Linked DNA regions of Homo sapiens: region 2 is linked to region 1. Evidence: read pairs that join two places in POLR2A ChIA-PET (ENCODE). Cell type or tissue: Panc1. All regions are shown on one strand.

Evidence for each region. ChIA-PET counts read pairs that join two places held together with the same protein. Peaks named below come from ENCODE experiments on the same cell type or tissue, not always from the same donor. Only the 100,000 strongest peaks of a DNase experiment are listed, where the experiment ranks them.
Region 2: POLR2A ChIA-PET joins it to region 1 with 7 read pairs; 2 of 35 experiments call an interaction of 5 or more read pairs at or near these places.

The regions. Positions count from the first base shown.
Region 1 is chr10:78,538,074-78,543,073 of GRCh38, forward strand. No RefSeq gene overlaps it. Among named protein-coding and RNA genes, the nearest start is that of LINC00595, 270 kb to the left of the region's middle. In Panc1, no CTCF peak of the experiment used is centred here; no DNase peak of the experiment used is centred here.
Region 2 is chr10:78,703,701-78,708,700 of GRCh38, forward strand. All of the region lies in intron 1 of LOC105378379 (a long non-coding RNA gene), which reads right to left. Among named protein-coding and RNA genes, the nearest start is that of ZMIZ1-AS1, 360 kb to the right of the region's middle. In Panc1, no CTCF peak of the experiment used is centred here; a DNase peak (open chromatin) is centred at 2,731; H3K27me3 peaks cover 176 bases.

The DNA.
Region 1 (5,000 bases):
TATTATCCCCATTTAACAAAATGAGAAAACCAAAGCTCAGAAAATTTAAGTAAATTGCCTGAAGTCACATAGCTAGTAAACAGCAGAGTTATAGTTCAAATCTGTTCTATTTGCTTCCATGCCCAATGCCCTTTCTATCACTCTACAGCTGCCCCCATTCAAGCTGGGAGTCCATGCCCAAGGTCATATCATGGGCAAAGACAGGGCCCAGGCCAAGGGTACTGGAATCCTAAGCCCAGAACACCAGCTCCACAGTCCTACCCAGAAAAGTGAAATTTCCACAGGTGTGATAAACAGGGACTATTTACAATGCTCTGAGTCTTGCCTCAGTGGAAATATTTAAGGTAGTGTCAAAACAAAATCTATTATTTCATTTATGAAGACATTCATAGGGGCTGGGGAAGGATGCAATGAAATATTTGCTTCTGTAACCAACTGGCATTCTCCTGTTTCAGTCCCCAAGTATGTCTGAGGATCTGGGTCCTGAGTGTAAAATAAAACATACTTAATTTTCTCAAATATCACTAGTTAGGAAAAAAGCAAAAGAAAAGCAGAGTAATTTCCTTCCTCATCTCCTGCCGCAGGTGATTGGATTGCAGGATTGCATGGAGGGAGAAGTGATTTTGTTTCTTGGATGGTGAAATTAAGTGAGCACTTCCCAATTTATTCCTAAAAACACGGAGACACCGCGTTTATGTTCCTGAAATGAGAAATCAGTAGAAACACAACTGGGTAAAGAAAGGGAAATTAAAAAGAAAATCACCAATCATTTGATTATATGACAACACGTGAACACTCACATACTTGATTGTACTCTGCAAGTCTGTAGAAAGGAGGATCATTTAAGAAAAAAAAAAAAAGACGCTGGTTTCAGCATGTTTTTTGTAAGGATGGGCTATGGCAGCTGGAAAGCTAAGTGTCCTGAAACAATGGATGGCCCTCACATTTGTGCAAGGTCTTCAGAGTTTACAAAGCGCTTTCAGACGTGTTGTATTTCTCCTCCATGTCCTGGCTTATGCCAGGCTCTCCAGCTCCCCTTTCAACCCACCCTCCCTGTTCCTGCTCCATGCTTTCTGTACCTGGAATGCCAAACTGCCAGATGTCTCATCCCCTAGCTGTGCCATGTGCACAGGTGCCTACCTACACAGGAATCTGCACTGCTGCTTCTCAGCCCCATGCCTGGGTTGCCTCCGTCATGCCTTCCTCACCTTTAAGACTTCCATCACCTCTGGTGCCGCCTCCTGCAGCCTTCCCTGAGTGCTCCCAGCCTTGCCTGGCCACCCTTCTTCCCTGTTCTCCCATGCCCTCTGTATCTCTCAGTCCATGCAGTCACCAGGATCTGAATGTTGACCTTGCTCCTCTCTTGGCTGAGTGTCCCCTGTAGAGCAGGGAACAGCTTCTTCCTAGGCAGACACTGGACCCAGCAAAGAGCGTGGCTTAGAGTCTGTACCCAAGAATTACCGGGCAAATGAATCCCCTGAGGGTGTCATTGTCCCTATTATATCCACCAAGAAGCTGAGGGTCCTGAGGGCTGGGTGATATGTTTTGTGTCCCCAGTGAGTTAGAGGTGGTGCCTAGGCTAAAGTCCAAGTTGGGTAATTCCTGGCATTCCTGTTTGCTATGGAACACGAATTAGATGCCTCGTGGAACACAGAGACTGGGGTGTATTTGAGGTTATGCGTGTTGGTGCTGGGGCTTCCTTCCCCTCTTAGAAGCAGAGTTGTCTTGAAGTTAAAAAACCATGTGATGTGGCCCCATTGCCCAGTATTCTCTGTATTGGAGCGGAAGTACAGGATAAGAGTCTCCACTTTATCAATGCTTATGGACTTCAGAGTGAAGAGATCAACCAGGACCAGATTAAAGGAAATACAGTTAAAGGAATAAAGTTATGTCAACTCCTTTAATTAATGTGTACATTTATAGTCTCAAGTATACAGACACTTTCTATTTAAAAAATAAGATGAAATTATGAAAGGGATAAAATAAAAGTCAAAAGACATGCTTCAAGGAGGAACTAAATAAAATAGTAAGAGCTGCCTGTGGTGGCAAAAGGAAACACAAAAGAGTGAAAGAAATATACAACTCAAATGAGGATTTGACTATATACAGCTGCCAGAGGCTGCCAGTGAATGGCTGGTCAGCAGCATTGCTGGCCTTCCTCCTTGCAGGATGTTCTTGTATAAATCCAGCAGAGCCTTGGTGCAACTCACTTCTTCTGAATGCCTACTATCTGCATGCCCCTGAAGACACAAAGAACCCCAGAAAAATGGCAATAAAACATAATTAAGAAACACCAGGACAATCTTCACTGCACAGTGGGAGCCCAGAAGGAATGATCATCTCTGTCTACAGGAACTTGTTCCCAGAGCAAACAGGCACCTGAGCAACCCAGATGGGTGAGGGTGACAGGTGGAGAGATGGGAGAAAGATCTCCAGCAGAAGCAGCTGCACAGGGGCAGGCAGCAAAGCCCAGAGCTAGGAAAAGGTGTGAGTCATACGTTTGCAGATCTGTAAGAAGTTTATTATAGCTGGAAGGAAAGGCTGAAAAAATGGTGTTGATGCTCAGTCCTGTTTATTGAACACTTAGTATGAGCTGGGACCAGAACTAATGCACCATTCACTGGCCTCACCATCACGACAACAAATGAGGTTGCCACTGTTACTACCCCCTTTTTGGAATGAGAAGATTAAGTCACTGAGGTGGAGTAACTTGCCCAAGATCACAAGGTTGGTGTGGATCCAGGCCCATGTCCATCTCTGTAAACCCATGTTCTAGATAGTAAAATGTCTCCCATGGTGTATCAGTCACCCATGGCTGTGTAACAAATTACCCCAAAACTTAGCAGCTTAGAACAACAGTTTTAAGGTCAGAAAAAGTTTAAGGTCAGAGTCTGAAATCTGGGAGGGGTCTTACTGGGTGGTTCTGGGTCAGGCTCTCTCATGAAGTTGCAGTCAAGATGTTGTCTGAGGCTGCAGGCATCCAAATCTTAATGGGGCTGGGGCACCATACATCCTAGTTCACTTGGTGGCTATTGGCAGAAGGCGCCTGTTCTGCATGATGTGGGCTCTCCATCATGCTTCTGACCTGGCAGTGTGCTTCTCCAGAACAAATGGCCCAAGACAGCAAGCATGACCAAGACACCAATGTCTTTTATACCCCACCCTTGGAGTGCCACACTTCTGCTGGACGCAATCAGTCACACAAACCAACTGTGGTACAGATCCGGGGCTGAATGCTAAAAGGCAGGGGTCCTGGGGGCCACTAAGAGGCTGCCTCCCATGCCTGGGCATCCTAAACTATTTAGACTTTCTGTTCCTACAAGAAATGGGTAAGGGGGGATTGGGATCTGAAGTTTCGGTTCCTCCAGTGGGAATTCCAGGGGCCGAATTTATTATAAAATGCATGTAGAGAGGCCCAGCTTGACCCACAGTGAGAAGTTCAGCTGCTTTTTCCATCCAAACAGCATGTGCAGTAGAATGGCCCTTCCCCTCCCTGATGGCTGCTCGACTGTGCAGCAAGTCTGTCAAAAGATCTCTGCACACACTAGGTGCTCTGTGTTGTGCTGGCTGAGTTGAATCTGGCTACAGCTGCAGCTCTGGGGACCCTGGGCTTTGCAGTCATGTTCAGAACTCCCTCAGACCCATGTGCCCACTTCCTCAGACCAGCTCATATTTACCCTCTGAGGTGGTCACTGACACAGCCACTGACTGCCCTTCTGAGCAGGGGCTCCCTGCAGATCCTCAGCATGCTGGGTGGGCATGAGCAGGCTGCTCTGAAAAGCTTGGCTTCCCTTTCTGAGGATTTTATCAGTATATAAAAATAAACAGAGTTGGCTGACTCCTTGATGTCTCAGGGTTGCATTTTAATTGCTGCTGCTTCCGAGAAGACAGGCCAGCTCCACTTCCTGGTAGACGCCCGCACTCACAGGAACAGAGCTGAACTCTGGGTGTTGGGGCCAGAGCATCCCAGAGTGTGACTGACTGGTTTGCAATTAGCACTTCATTAGAGGGACACCTCTGGTTCACAGGACCAAGACTGGCTCACAGAGCCTGCATAGGGATGAACATCTCCCGCCTGCCCACAGAGTGATCTTTCTAGAACCCGCCTCTAGCCACACTACTTCTTGTTTAAAGTTCTTCTTACCCCTCCCTGCCTTAAGGACCAAGTTCAAACTCTCAGCCCGGCTTACAGGGACTGCCACAATCTGGCCTCTGCCTGCTCCTCAGCTTCATCCACGCCCTCACCCCAACTCCCTGGCCCTGCTTCCTTTATTTTCTACTGCAGTCAGATTCAACTACTCGTAGCTGGTAGATGATCGATGCTGTTTTTCACCTCATCTCTGCCTTGAATGCCCTTCCCTTCCCAAATAACATCTATTCCTGCTTCAGAATTAATCTTCCCCCTCCTGTCTGTTATCTGGGAAGCTGTCCATTAGCCACCCTGAGCTGAATTATAGTCTCCTTTTCTTGCTTCCACAGCAGTGAGATGGTGGTGCTGAGCCCTGAACGCTGTCTGCTTCCTAGAAGTCCCTGGCAGCGTCCCCACCCCCACGGAACCCCCTCACCCATGTTCAGGAAAGCTGCCTTGTGAAGCTGGTCATGTGGGATGTCACCTCAGGAGGGAGGAGTGGCCTGCCCAGCACAGCCCGCAGCAGCTCAGGCAAACACAGTGCACCTCACTTGTCTGCATCACCATGGCCCCTAGGAGTGAGCACGAGCTTCCACAACCTTTGCTGACAAACAGGGGTTCCGCCCAACACAGCCATGATGCCTCAACATCCGGAGAGACCCTGCCTTGTATCAGCACAAGACTCCTGGGTTTAATGATGCTTGACCCTAGCTTCTTTCAAGACTTTGGTCTTCATTTGTGCATCTGCAGGGAGCAGGGAGCATGGAGGGAACAGCAAGGGCTGGGAGTGGGTACCAAGTCAAATTCCAGCACCACAACAGGGAGCCTCGTCTTCAGCCAGTTCATTCAACTCAGGGGGCTTCAGCGTCCT
Region 2 (5,000 bases), 170 kb after region 1:
AGGAAGAGCTATTAGACTGTGAAATAGTATTCCACAGGAAATGGCAGAGGGGGTGCCCTGAGGTATTTAAAGCCTTGCTGGACTAAGTAATAGAAAACGTGTGGTGTATGGAGTGGCCAAGAACTGGCCTCAGGGGAGCAGCTGCTGTGCCCTAATAGGTCTTCACCATAGAGATGTCATTTCCAAGCCCGCCTTAACGTTATGGAGCTGCACTGCTCTTTCCAGGCAAAGAAGGCGTTCACTTACAGCACAGAATAAGCCGCAGGATTTAAAGTAGGCACCGCCATCATATCCTTCACAGGATGGCGATCCCTAACAAACAGATCTGCAGATTCAGTGCAATCCTTATCAAAATTCTAGCTGCATTTTTGTGAAAATTGAGAAGCCAATCCTAAAATTCACATGGAATTGCAAGGAACTCAAAATAGCCAAAAAGACCTTTAAAAAGAAGAAACAAGTTGGAGAACTCTCACTTCCTGATTTCAAAAATTACTACAAAGCTACAGTATTCAAGACAGTGTGGTATTGGCACAAGGATAGATATATAGATCAGTGGAATAAAGTTCAGCATCCATAAATAAAACCCTTACATTTATGGTCAATCGATTTTTGACAAATATGTCAAGACAATTCAATTGGGAAATAACAGTTAAATCAACTAACAGCGCCAGGATAACTGAATATCCACACGCCAAAGAATGAAGTTGGACTCCCACCTCACGTTATATGCAAATGAATTATGGATGAAAATGTAAAACCTGAAACCATAAAACTCTTAGAGGAAATTATATGAATAAATCTTCAAGACTTTGGGTTAGGCAATTGTTTCTTATATATGACATCAAAAACACAAGCAACAAAATGAAAAATAAATAAATTGAGCTTCCTCAAAATTAAAAACTTAAGTGCTGTCAGCAATATTATCAAGAAAGTGAGAACAAAACCTATAGAATGGAAGAAAATGTTTGCAAATAATATATTTGATAAGACATTAGTATCCAGAATACATAAAGAACTCATAGAACGCAATAACAAAAAGACAAATAACCCTATTTAAAAATGAGAAAAGAATTTCAATAGACATTTATCCAAACAAAATACACAAATTTTCAATAAACACATGAAAAGATGCTCAACATGGCTAGTGGTAAGGTATTAGGAAGTGCAAATCAAAACCATAATGACATACCACTTCATATCCACTAGTATGGTTAAAAAGAAAAAGAAAAATAATAACAAGTTTTGGCAAGGGCATAGACAACTTGTAACCCCATTTTTTACTGGTGAGAATGTAGAATAGTGCAGCCACTTTGGAAAACAGTTTGACATTTCCTCAAAATATTAAACATAGAGTTACTAGTAATTTCTCTTCTCAGCATATGCCCAAGAGAATTAGAAAACATTGTACATCAATATTCATATCAACAATATTCATAATAGCCAAAAAGTGGAAACAACCCAAATATCTATCAACTTATGCATGAATAACCACAACGTGTTATATCCATACAATGGAATATTACTCAGCCTTAAAAATGAATGAAGTACTGATACACACTTCAACATGGATGAACCTTGAAAACATCGTGCTAAGTGAAAAAAGCCCATCACAAAGGGACACATATTGTATGATTCCGTTTATGTGAAATGTCCAAAACAGGCAGATTTATAGAGACAGAAAATACATAAGTATTCACCAGGGGCTGAGTGTGGGAAGAATGAGAACAACTGTGAATAGGTACAGGATTCTGGGATCTTCCTAAAACTAGAGAATGGTGATGATTTTACAGTTCTGTGAATATACTAAAACTCAAAAATATTACACATTAAAAGGGTGGATTTTTTGGGTATGTGAATTATATCTCAATTAAGCTGTTATTTTAAAAATACGATACCCATGAAGCTATCATATACTATTTTGGTCTACATCTCTCTTTCCATAAATATTAGTTTACATAAATGAGTTCTAACTTACACAGACGTTTGTATCTTGCCTTACTCTCCGTTAGGTTTTAAGGCTCTTCAGTGTTATTACAAACACTTCATTGATATTATTGTTCACAGTTGCCTAATATTCCATCATATAGTTATAACTATAACTTAATTCTCTACTACTGTGTTACTGGGTGTTTGAATTCTTTTCCCAGGTTTTGTTGTTATAAATAGCATCTTTGTTGAACATCTCTTCATATAAACTCTTATCTGCAGTGTTTCTTTTTTTTTTTTTTTTTTGGATTGCCTTTTTTTTTTAGGATAGATTCCTAAAGTTGAGATTTCTGGGACAAAACAGTCAGCTTTAAGATCCTGCTATCTATGAGCTCGCTTATTTGCTCCAAATTACTCTTTTTGAGATACTTGATGAAGATACACTTAGTTTGCTGGAATAAGGAGTCACACCCACCAGGTGTGAGGGAGAGAGATTGCTGCTATTGAAGTCAGAATTACTCAGTGTCATAGTTCAGCTCCGCCACTTAACACTTTGAGAGATCCTGACCAAGTGACCCCACTGAAGCTCGATTTCCTCTCCTGTAAATATAGGAGGTAATATAGGCACAATAATGCTTAGCTATTGTCAAGAAGATAATATGCATTAAATGTCCAGTGTCCCTCCGTCAAAACTAGGCACTTGTCTCATGTCCATTATTCTTCTTCCTTCTCTTCACAGCCTTCAACTCCATCATAAATATGCACCTTTGGCTTCTGAGTCCTGTATATGTCTGACTCCTAGGATGTGAGTCACCGATCTGGCAGCATGACTAGGTGACATTATGATGCTGTGGACAGCAATGGGCCTGCAACCTGAAGCTCAGGATCCAGGCCCACCCCTCATTAGCCTGTGATCTCAGGAAACCCCTCAACACATTTTGAGTCTGGCCCTCATTAAAAATGGAGGCAAGGAGGCTATTTTACATCAGCCCAGGGGTAGGGGTCAGGCAAGAGGCTGGATGTAGCAACGCGCAATGTACTGCCATGGTCTCTATAAACATCAGTTAGTTTTATTGTCAGCAACTTGCTTTAAATATACTGGGGCTTGCTTCTGTGAACTAACTCATTTCATTTTCTCCTACTAGATTATAGGCCCATAGACTGACTGGGTAAGCCTCGAATCACTACATACTATAGTAATTACTAATTACATGTTTCTGCCTTCTGTGGCTTATTAGTAAATTGCATGTAGATGGATCTAAAAGTAATTGCCCTTCTTTCATAACTTCAGCAGCCTGCAGAAATCACAAAGAATTACCTTATTTACTTCCTAAGTGATTCCCAGTGGTCATTTATCAAATATACAGAAGAAAAAAATCATACAATCATCAAATATTCTTCTGCTTACTAATGATAGAGAGGGTCACAAGAAATCTTGAATGGAAAAGGCTGTTAAACAGCTGCCGACTAACTGTATGTAAATATCCCCCTGTGGGTAATAGCTTAATTTTGATCATTGTTCAAAAGACCAAGCACTTTAAATTATTAATAGGTGTCAGCTACAAAAGAATGTTTAACTGGAAACTTACAAGAAGAGAGCTTGATCCGTACAAATGACGTGGTGTCTTTCACCCCCCTGGTGTGTGGGAAAGAAAGAGGGGTGGAAAGAAAAGGATAAAAAGCACGATAGGCCAAAAGTCTGCCTCATTTTTTCCCAGAGTGGGGTTTTGTGGCTTGTGGGTGTATTGCTTTACCACCTTGGAAACTGGGCTGGGCTACTTTCATTTATTAGGTTGGCTATACATAGTTTTCCTCTCTTTAAGCAAAGTTGACTCCAACTAAGCCAAAAACTGGAAGCCACTGAGATTACCAGGTTGTAATACAAGCCTTTATACTTTTGCTGTGATAAAAACTTCTTCACATCCAAACACATGGCATAGACACTTTTCATTGTGAACAGCGCTGATGTGATTCTGCTCAAATAAACTGAAGATCCCATTTCAAATGATTCATTTGATAGAAACATCAGGATCACTGATACGTGGATTGACCTCTGTGATCCTTTCCCTAAAAACACATACAGTGGATCATGGGATTGTTGAGTTAATAAGAAAGAAGAAATGGCTTGTTTTTCTGTTTCCTTTTCTTGGTTTTTATGGCAGTATGGACTTCTGGCATTTTGGGTAAGCCATGAGTATTAGAAATGAAAACGAAGGAAGAGGTAGGGCATGAAGGATTAAGGAAAAGGTTCAGGTGTGTATATTATGATCTGCCATGATAAGAAACTCCTTCCTGGTTCTCCTTCCTCCTTCTGTATGCACACCCTCCCTGTCCAGACCTGTAGGATGAAGAGTTAACATGCCCAAGCAGCAACACCACTGAGCACTGAGGAAGCTTTCAGACACGGGAAGGGGCGGGGGGCCACCTCCATCCTTGCCACATTGCCGTTACATTTCTGATGTAGGACAGAAATCATAAGAATGTTGCTAATCAGAGATGCAAACTGCTGATGACAGAACCAGAGCTGGAGCCCAGTAAACAAAGTCCATGGGGATTTTTAACTAGGATTTGTGCTCTGGCCATGTGGGATGGGGTTGGGGGATGTTGCAGGAATAGGTGCCTTGATTGTCCTGAGGCTGTGATAAGAGTCTGGGACAGCCTCACTGGGGCACAAGGCCAAGGCTGTCACCATTCTGGGGGTCCCTTCCCTGCCCTCTCTTGGGCTGTCCTCTCCTCCTGGCTGTGCCGACTCCTATCCCACCATAAATGCATTCATCCTTTGGCTGCCCAACTCCTCTGACCACCCAGGTTGTGAGCCCCATCATCCACAGGGTACTGCTGACAGGATCGAGGTCCCTTGAGCCCAGGCTGAGGTCATAAGTACCATACTGAAAGCTTGCTGTGGTTGTTTTGTAGGTCAATTGAGGCTCCTCCAAAGAGACATAACACTCCTTAGAGAAGGAGAAAGACCACCAACTTTGCACCCTCCTCTGTGCCAGGCCTTGGGCTAGGCCCAGGGAGCTCATAGTCTACTGCTGAAGACAGATGGGTCAGCAACCATGGCACACAGTGCA